Linked DNA regions of Homo sapiens: regions 2 and 3 are each linked to region 1. Evidence: chromatin contacts called from ENCODE Hi-C or POLR2A ChIA-PET data. All regions are on one chromosome and are shown on one strand. The core of a region is the stretch at or near the end of the contact, and the rest is flanking DNA. Distances in the headings are between cores, read along the strand shown. Region 1 holds the start of DNAJB1 (DnaJ heat shock protein family (Hsp40) member B1). Region 2 holds the start of RAB11B (RAB11B, member RAS oncogene family). Region 3 holds the start of RANBP3 (RAN binding protein 3).

Region 1 (2,798 bases), core at 252-2,751:
GCCTCCTTTTCCCATCAGCTCTGTCCTTGACAGAGGCACCCCAGACTTTCAGAGCCAAACGCGATCGTGTTGCCTACAATTGAGGAAACAGAGGCCTTGAAAGGTGTGTGACACACCTATGTCCCCCCAAATTATAAAGGTAGTTGGGGAAGAAAAAGAAGCACGTGTGTAAGAACGGGGAATATTTATGAGGTTCTCACTGCGTTCCAGGCACTGGGGACCCAGTGCAGACAGGACCTGGCCCCTGCCCAGGTGGCGATGTCAGACTGGGAGGGAAGACACATTGAAAGCCAAGAGACAAGATAAATTTCAAATTTAGCGGCAAGTGATCTTGAGAGGGCAGTAAAGGGAAGAAGGCGGGACTGGGAGGACCTTGGGAGATGCGCTTCCGTCCAGATCCTCACCTTGCTTTAGGAGGTGAGAACAGAGGCAGTCTTCCGTCCCAAAATCCTTCTCCCCACGGTTGGGAGAATAGCGCTGGTGGGTTTTTTGTTCATTTTACTTTATTTTACTTATTTTATTTATTTATGAGACGGAGTCTCGCTCTGTTGCCGAGGCTGGAGTGCAACGGCCGGATCTCGGCTCACTGCAACCTCCGCCTCCCCGATTCAAGCTATTCTCAGGCCTCAATCTCCTGAGTAGCTGGGATTACAGGTTCGTGCCACCAACGCCCGGGTAATTTTTATATTTTTAGCAGAGATGGGGTTTCACCATGTTGGCCAGGCTGGTCTCGAACTCCTGACCTCAAGTGATCCGCCCGCCTCGGCCTCCCAAAATGCTGGGATTACAGGCGTGAGCCACCGCGCCCGGCCTGTTTGTTAATCTTAAATAGAAACGGAGTCTCCTTATGTTGCCTAGGCTGGTCTCCAACTCCTAGGCTCAAGAGATCCTCCTGTCTTGGCCTCAGGAAGTGATGGGATTACAGGCATGAGGCTCCGCGCCCGGCCTGATAGGTTCTCTTATTGCCATGTTGTAGATAGAAGGGGGCCCCTGGGTTAGGCAGACACAGGTTAGGTAGTTCGTCCGGCGTCACCGGGCGGGAGCCCACCGCAGGCCCCACGAGACAAGGGCGAGCAGGTTCATCGCCTCCCGGGGAAAGGACTGGGTAGTCCCAGGCCCCACCCCTTCCTGGAACAGCAAGTTCGCTGTGGGTCCCGACCTACTGACCCAGGCGGAGGGCGGGACGCAGGGTAGCTGGGGCCGCGTAGAGAGGGAAAGAAGGTCGCGATTGGCTCGTCCCGAAAGGTGGGCGGGGCCTCCTCCGACCTGTGCGCGCGCGCCGCGGGGAGGTGTTGCCGAGGGCGGAGCGGGAGGGGGCGTGGCCCCGCGCGGGCGGCCGTTGACGGCGAGGCCCCGCCCCGGATGTCGCGTGTCGCTGAAAGGGCGGCGGCGATTGGCCGGCGCCGCGGGGGCGGGCGGGGCGGAAGGTTCTGGAGGGGGCTGGCGGGCTCTGGAAGCTTCCGCCGGACGGGTATATAGAGTCCGGGACTGGTCGGCGGCGGAGCCGGGGGACGGCGACAGCGGGTCGGCGGGCCGCAGGAGGGGGTCATGGGTAAAGACTACTACCAGACGTTGGGCCTGGCCCGCGGCGCGTCGGACGAGGAGATCAAGCGGGCCTACCGCCGCCAGGCGCTGCGCTACCACCCGGACAAGAACAAGGAGCCCGGCGCCGAGGAGAAGTTCAAGGAGATCGCTGAGGCCTACGACGTGCTCAGCGACCCGCGCAAGCGCGAGATCTTCGACCGCTACGGGGAGGAAGGTGTGTGCTCGCGGCCAGGGGCGCGGCCCCGCCTTTTGACAGACAGGGAAACTGAGGCACGCTGGCCCCTCTCGGCGGCCCCCCGGGAAGGACGCCCCGGGCCGTGGGGCCGAGCTGCCCCGCCCTCCGGCCTCGCGGGCCTCCGCCCTCGGATTGGCGGCCGCGCGGTGGGAGGAGGAGCCTTGGCCCAGCCGCTCGGCCAGAAGCTTCTAGCATGTCTGGGGCTGCCCCTCCCCGGGCGCCTCCTCCCGCGGCCCCGAGCAGCCCCGGGGTGCGGTGCATGGGGGTGGGGGAGCCGGGGGTGACGACGGGGACGGCGCGGCGGAGCCCGCTGCGGACCCGGGCTCACCTGGGCTCGGCCGCCGGGGTCCGCGGGGCGGCGCCTCCGGCTCAGCTGCGGGGCGAGGGGTTGTGAATGCAGGAGCCGACCCCGTTCGTGGGCTTGGGGGCTGGGTTGGGATAATTCCCGGGAAGTGATGACCTGGCCCCGGCAGGGCACGCAGGAGGCAGCGGCCGCCCAGGTCCGGAGAGCGGGGCCGCCTCGGAGGGTAAGGAGAGCAGGGCTTTTTGTTCCTGTGCCCGTTGATGATTCAGGCTGGCTTCTGGGCTTGATCTGGAGCTGACTTTTTGTGCAAGGATGGTGGCAGTGAATGCTAATGTGTGAGGATTTAAAAACTCCCTATTTATTTTTGTTTTTTTTTTTCTTCTCTTCCTACGCACCATTAGCCCTAAAACGTTGAGAGTAAACACTTACCGAAAGCCGACCCTGGACCATGTGTCTTTAGCCATCTCTTGGTGATGTTGCCAGGAGGATGGGTCAGTCCAGGAGTGGCAGGGCCTAGGTGGCACCTGGAGGTGAACACCTAACCGCATGAGTCCTTTTCCACTGTCAGGCTACGCGGAAATACTGTTGGTAGGGGGGCGTCTCTGCTGTTGGCAGTGAGAGGTAGAAACTTGGGGTTCTTCCTTGCTCTCCCCTGACAGACAAAAAAGTTCCTCCCCCATGGCTTCCAAGCTGTTTCCCCCTGTAAGGGAAGCT
Region 2 (2,843 bases), core at 185-2,684, 6.1 Mb after region 1:
AGAAGACGCTGGATGAGACCAGACACAAGGCCCAGCTAGGCCTGGTGCAAGCCACAGAGCACACTCGGAGGAACGGCTCAGCGAGGTGAGGATACCAACAGCTGATGTGCGACGCAGGCCCTCATAGAGCAGGCCGCAGGGTGAAGGCACCTTGGATCCAGGGGTTAGCCCTCAAGGGCTGCCATTGTCAGCCAGGGAGCCCAGCAACCAGGGCAGACCACTAGGCCAAAGTGTAGCTGGGCACAGAAGGCTCAGCTGAGAAACAAGGGACTCCGGCTTCCTCCAGCTGTCCCTAAATGGGCAATGGCTGCCTGATCTACCTAGGCCTTATGTGATGCTCCTAGAGCCCCCTCAGTCCCTCGGGCGGGGAAGACCCTCCAGCAGGCTGGCTGGGGCCCCGGCCATCAGTGCGCACGTGTTGGAAGAAGTTGGTCCAACAACCCAAAGTCCCAGATGCTGGCCACAAGCCCCCTAAGACACGCTTCCTAAGTGGTAAGGCCTACAGGTGGCCTGGGCTCAATCGGGTTCCAACACTTATAAACTGTGTCTTTGTCACTCTGGGCCTCAGTTTCCCAACGTGTAAAAAGAGAGGCTGGTTAGTATCAACCTCAAAGGGCTGCAGTGAGGATTTTAGTTAATTCGGGTAAAGTGCTCAGAAAAGTGCAAGTACTGGCTTAGCACTGTTGAGAGTTCTGAGTGAAGAGATGGAATTCTTGCTGCACACACGGGTGCCTTTCCACTCAATCCCAGCTTTGCACCCCAATCCAAGGCTCCCACCACCACACACCTCACCCCCAGGCCCTCATCTCGGCCCAGCCCCCATTGCCTGCCCCGCCTCTCCCGGGCCCCACCCCCAAACACGCTGCCCCAATCAGGACAAGCCTCGTGAGAGCCCCGCCTCCGTTTGCCCAGGCCCAACCCACCTATTGGTCACGCCCATCACGCCTTAGCCCCGCCCCTAAAAACCCCGCCCCCATCCCGAATCACGCTTTCAGCCCAGCCCGGCCCGCCAAATCTTGGGAAAGCTCCACCCCCTGCGGAGGCCCCGCCCTAACAGCCTCTCCCACCGCTCCGGGCCCCACCCCCTCTAGGCTCTGGCCCCGCCCCGGCGCGTCCTAGGTCCCCCAGGTCTCTCCGGGCCTCCGGCTCCGTATAGCCGCGCATCCTAGCCCGAAGCTGATGCTGCCCGGTCGGCTCCGGCCTTCCCGGCTGCCTGACCCGCCGGGCCCCAAGCCCCGGGCTCCGGCCTGGGCCCAGCGGCCTGGAGCGCGGCCTTGGCCCGTCTGCCCGCCGCCTCGCCGCCACGACTTCGCCCGTCTGTGCCCCACCGGCCGCACCTTTGAATAGGTAGTCGTACTCGTCGTCCCGGGTCCCCATTGTCCTGGCGCTTCCGGCGGGATCGGCGACTCCGCAGCCCCACCACAAACACCCGACGGGGGCGGAGCCGGCGCCGCGCAGAGCGGCGGTTGAATGGCCTATCAGCGGCGAGTGGAGTAGCGACGGGCACCCAGCGAAGCCAATCAGAGATGGAAGTAGTGCTCTGAGGGTGGGCGCCGCTTGGTACCACCCTCCTCGCCCTCGGTGTCCTGGAGAAAGGCGGAAGGAATGCGGACCTTTTTGAAGTGACGGACGCGCCAGCCTATCAGGGGCGAGCTCAAGAGGGCGGGGCGGAAGACTGCAGGAATGAAATGGATTGACAGACCAAATAACTAATGAGAGGCTTGATTGAGAACCTACCCGACTATCAGAGGACCTGTCCGGGAAGAGAAATGGGGCTACGTCCAGGTAATGCTACGATGCTTAACGTCCCGATGACGTCATAGGTCAGCGCGCGCTGCCCTGGTCGCCCCCCAAGCCCATAAATGACCATTTCCGGGGACCTCAGCGCTGGGTCCCCTTTCTCGGTTGCAGTCTCCATCTCTATATTGGGACTCACTGGGTTATCCTTCTGTGCCTCAGTTTCCTCCTCTGTAAACTGAAGAAACCCGTCTCATGGAATCTTTTGAAAATAACCAGATCAGCCAGGCGCGGTGGCTCACGCCTGTAATTCCAGGACTTTGGGAGGCCGAGGCTGGCGGATCACGAGGTCAGGAGTTCGAGACCAGCCTGACCAACATGGTGAAACCCCGTTTCTACTAAAAATACAAAAATTAGTCGGGCGTGGTCGCTGGTGCCTGTAAACCCAGCTACTCAGGAGGTTGAGGCAGGAGAATCGCTTGAACCTGGGAGGTGGAGGTTGCAGTGAGCCGAGATTGCACCAAGTGTGAATCAACCGTCCACTTTCTGCTATTCTTTGTTAAATAAATACTTTTAAATCCTTACTGGATACCAATGCTCTCCAACAGGACCTCCTACCACTACCCCTCTTTTGTCCTATATTTTGCCACATAGGTAAAATATAAAAATAGGTAATATAGAAAATAAAACACATACTGCTGTATTGTCAGGTAGTGATAGGATTTATCACTACCTGACAATACAGTATGTGTTTGTTTTATATATTTAGGGTGTACAGCGTGTGTTTTGATACACATGTACCCAGTGAAATAATAATTATGACAGTTTTTTTTTTTTTTTTTGAGACGGAGTTTTGCTGTCGTTGCCCAGGCTGAAGTGCAATGGTGTGCTCTCGGCTCACTGCAGCCTCTGCCTCCCGGGTTCAAGCGATTCTCATGCCTCAGCCTCCCGAATAGCTGGGATTACAGGCATGCACCACCATGCTTGGCTAATTTTTTTGTATTTTTAGTAGAGACGGGGTTTCTCCATGTTGGTCAGGCTGATCTCGAACTCCTGACCTCAGGTGATTCGCCCACCTTGGCCTCCCAAAGTGCTGGGATTACAGG
Region 3 (2,794 bases), core at 236-2,735, 8.5 Mb after region 1:
GGATATTCCAAGTTCAGCTGAGAGCCCTCTGGAAGCACTGAGTGGCCTTGATATTTCCATTTTCAGTCTATGTGTATATATATATATATACACACACACACATATATATGCACACGTGTATGTATATATCTGTGTGTATATATATAGATAAAAACAAAGTATATATGTGTATATATATGGGGGAGGTTCTTGCTGTGTCCCTAGGATGGTGGCAGTGGCACTGTCACAGCTCACTGCAGCCTCAACCTCCTGGGCTCAAGTGATCCTCCTGCCTCAGCCTCCCAAGTAGCTGGGACCACAGGCTTGCACCACCACATCCGGGTAATTTTTGTGTTTTTGTAGAGATGGGGTCTTGCTCTGTTGCCTAGGCTGGTTTTGAACTGAGCTCAAGCGATCCTCCCACCTTGGCCTCCCGCAGTGCTGGGATTCCAGGGGTGAGCTACCGCGTCTGGCTGATTATATTTTTCAAAGACTCCTCAGCCTGCGGCCATGTGCAGAACCAAGCCTGGGGCTTCAAAAGAATGCAGCAAAGGATAGCAGAGAGGCCGCTGTCCAAGTCTTCCATGAGATAGATACGGACGATGTGGCCTAGGGTGGTGACAGCCTGGGGGTGACAATGGGTGGCTCTGGGCTGTATTTTGGAGGCAAGGCCAAGTCCGAAGGATTTGCTGAGAGATTCATAGCAGGTGAGTAGAGAACAACTCCAGGGTGTCCAGGACCCTCCCATGAGCCTTGTGAGTGAGGCTGATGGTCCCATTTTACAGATGGGTAACCTGGAGGCGCGCGGTTCCCCTCCCATGAGCTTGTGAAGTTGATTCTCGTAGCTCCGAGGGGTCGAGTCCCTCGCGCCGGCTCCCCCCGCCCCCAACGCCAGCACCTGGGTCCCAGGGCTGCGCCCCCTCCTAGAGCCTGACCACGACCCCCGCCCCCGCCGATGAGCTCTGATTTACCCCCCAATCCCAAGCACCCCGCGCCCTCTCGCCACTTCCCCCGTGGTTTCAGGAAAGCGTTTGCCGAAGGTACCGGCTCCTAAGGCGGGTAAACTGAGGTAGGAGGCAACGCGTCTCCCGCCCGCGCGTGTGGGAAGCCCCCGCAGGCCCGGCGATTTACCTGGAGGAAGGCCTCGGCTGCGGCGCCCTGAACTGCTCACTGTCCCACCGCGGGGGAACCCCGGAAAACGAGTGGGAAAACGAGTGCTTCAAGACCCGCCTCGGGCCGCGCGGTGCCGCCTCACTAAACCTTAGTCGCTGCCACTGCGCATGCGCCCTTCCCGGCCCTTTCCCCGCCCTCTCAGTCGGCGGGAAAAGGAGGCGGGAGATGGCTCGTGCGCAGGTGCGTGCTAGGAGCGCGGCTCGTCAGGGCAGGCTGCTCTGCAGGGCAGGCGATCCGGGGCTCGCCTCCGCGCGGCATTCAGCGCGCAGGCGCGAGCTGGCCGCCTCACACGGAGTCGGCTTGTTAAGTGCGCACGCGCGGGAGTTTCTGGCAGAAAGCAGGCGAGCCTGGGCCGGCGCGGGGCCTTGTGGGAGGGCTTAAGGAAGTAAAATGGCGGACCTGGCGAACGAAGGTAGGGGAGGCGCCGTTGGGGACCGGCTGGCGGCCGGGGAACGGGCGGCGGGAGGACTAGGGGCCACAAGCCCTTGGGGGGAGCACCGCAGAGTGCAAGGGTTTCGTCCGCTCCAGGCTAGCGCCGTGGCGGGCCTTGCAGCCGCCCCCTATTGCGTCCCCTCAGGCCGGGCTCACCGGCCCGGCCCATCACTCCCGGCAACCCCAGCCACTGCAGCCGTCTGGCTAGAGGAGCCGGGTGGCCATCGGGATCGCAGCCCTAAGGCCCCTCTGCGTCGCAGCCAAGCTCGGGGCTGAAGGGGGCGGGAGGCGCGGCCCCAGTGCTTCGGCCACGGATGTAAATAGACCTTAGGGCCTGGTTGTGGCCCGGAGCGCGCCACGCTCCCTCCCCGCCCCCTCGTCCTCCGCCACCCGGCATCTCCCCTTCCCCGGCCTGGCTGCCTATCTCCTAAGCCCGTGAGGCCCTCGTCCTCCGCGGGCCAGCCGCACACCGCGGACGGAGGAAGCCCAGGCCGTTTTCACCCCGTCCCCGCCCCGAACTTCGGCCCCCACTTCCCGCCAGTTCCCCCCGGATCCTTCGGGGCGCTTCGTCTCCCCCTCATTTAGGCCCCGCCGCAGGATCTGGGCCGCCGAAAACCCTGGCTGCTCTTTGGCCCTTTTTGCTGCACTTCCAGACAAGAGACCGTGCGAGTCCCTCCTCTGTGGAGCGCTGACAGCCCACCTGAGTGTTTTTGACAAGGTTACACTTCCAGATCCCCCGAGAAGGCACCATAAGGCTGATGTCTGCTTCCATCCATAGTCGTGTTGCCATCGCTGTAGCTTCAAGACTTCTGAGGCCTATTTTTAGCTCCCCCCCTTTTCTAGTTGCACAAATGCAGGCAAGCTCTCTACCTGTCTGGCTCTGATTCCCCCATTCGGTGCTCCCTGTGACTGGAGGGTTTTCCCTACCGAATTGCAGTAATGAATGAATGATGATAGGAAGTGCTTGGTCTTGTGGAGCATTTAGGGTAGTTACCAGGTGTGGTGCAAAGTCTTGACATACTGTTTTCCCTGGTAGGAGGTATAGATACTGTTAGCCCCATTCACTTGATGAGGAGACTGAGTCAACGTGGTTAAGTCGCTTATCCAAGGCGTGTCACACAGCTGGGAAGGAGCAGGGATGTGAACCAAGATGGCCTGGCTTCAGATGCCAGACCACGGGTGCTCAGTCCCTGCAGATTCTGATTCTGTG

The links. Hi-C counts contacts between places; a loop is a spot of excess contacts on that map. ChIA-PET counts read pairs that join two places held with the same protein, here RNA polymerase II (POLR2A). Pooled maps may share reads with other maps.
Region 2: a pooled map shows a loop between it and region 1 (9-fold over the local background). The contact joins the promoter of RAB11B here to the promoter of DNAJB1 in region 1. A Hi-C loop is called at or near these places in 1 of 50 pooled maps. POLR2A ChIA-PET finds 5 or more read pairs at or near these places in 2 of 52 experiments (CD4-positive, alpha-beta T cell and endothelial cell of umbilical vein).
Region 3: a pooled map shows a loop between it and region 1 (4-fold over the local background). The contact joins the promoter of RANBP3 here to the promoter of DNAJB1 in region 1. A Hi-C loop is called at or near these places in 1 of 50 pooled maps. POLR2A ChIA-PET finds 5 or more read pairs at or near these places in 3 of 52 experiments (AG04449, T-cell and activated T-cell).

What each region holds. Positions count from the first base shown.
Region 1 is chr19:14,517,100-14,519,897 of GRCh38, reverse strand. DNAJB1 (DnaJ heat shock protein family (Hsp40) member B1) reads left to right here and starts at 1,501. Exons shown (of 3, transcript NM_006145.3): 1 at 1,501-1,759. The coding sequence starts at 1,549. RefSeq lists an enhancer at 1-207 and silencers at 1,120-1,439, 1,650-2,219.
Region 2 is chr19:8,388,951-8,391,793 of GRCh38, reverse strand. RAB11B (RAB11B, member RAS oncogene family) reads right to left here and starts at 1,434. Exons shown (of 5, transcript NM_004218.4): 1 at 1,338-1,434. The coding sequence starts at 1,377. It overlaps RAB11B-AS1 (RAB11B antisense RNA 1), which reads left to right and starts at 1,103. Exons shown (of 3, transcript NR_038237.1): 1 at 1,103-1,785. MIR4999 (microRNA 4999) reads left to right here and starts at 2,414; the gene lies at 2,414-2,504. RefSeq lists silencers at 1,042-1,301, 1,521-1,802 and an enhancer at 1,572-1,771.
Region 3 is chr19:5,976,831-5,979,624 of GRCh38, reverse strand. RANBP3 (RAN binding protein 3) reads left to right here and starts at 1,485. Exons shown (of 17, transcript NM_007322.3): 1 at 1,485-1,564. The coding sequence starts at 1,543. It overlaps RANBP3-DT (RANBP3 divergent transcript), which reads right to left and starts at 1,222. Exons shown (of 4, transcript NR_046376.1): 1 at 1,111-1,222. RefSeq lists silencers at 1,092-1,141, 1,192-1,361, 1,592-1,701.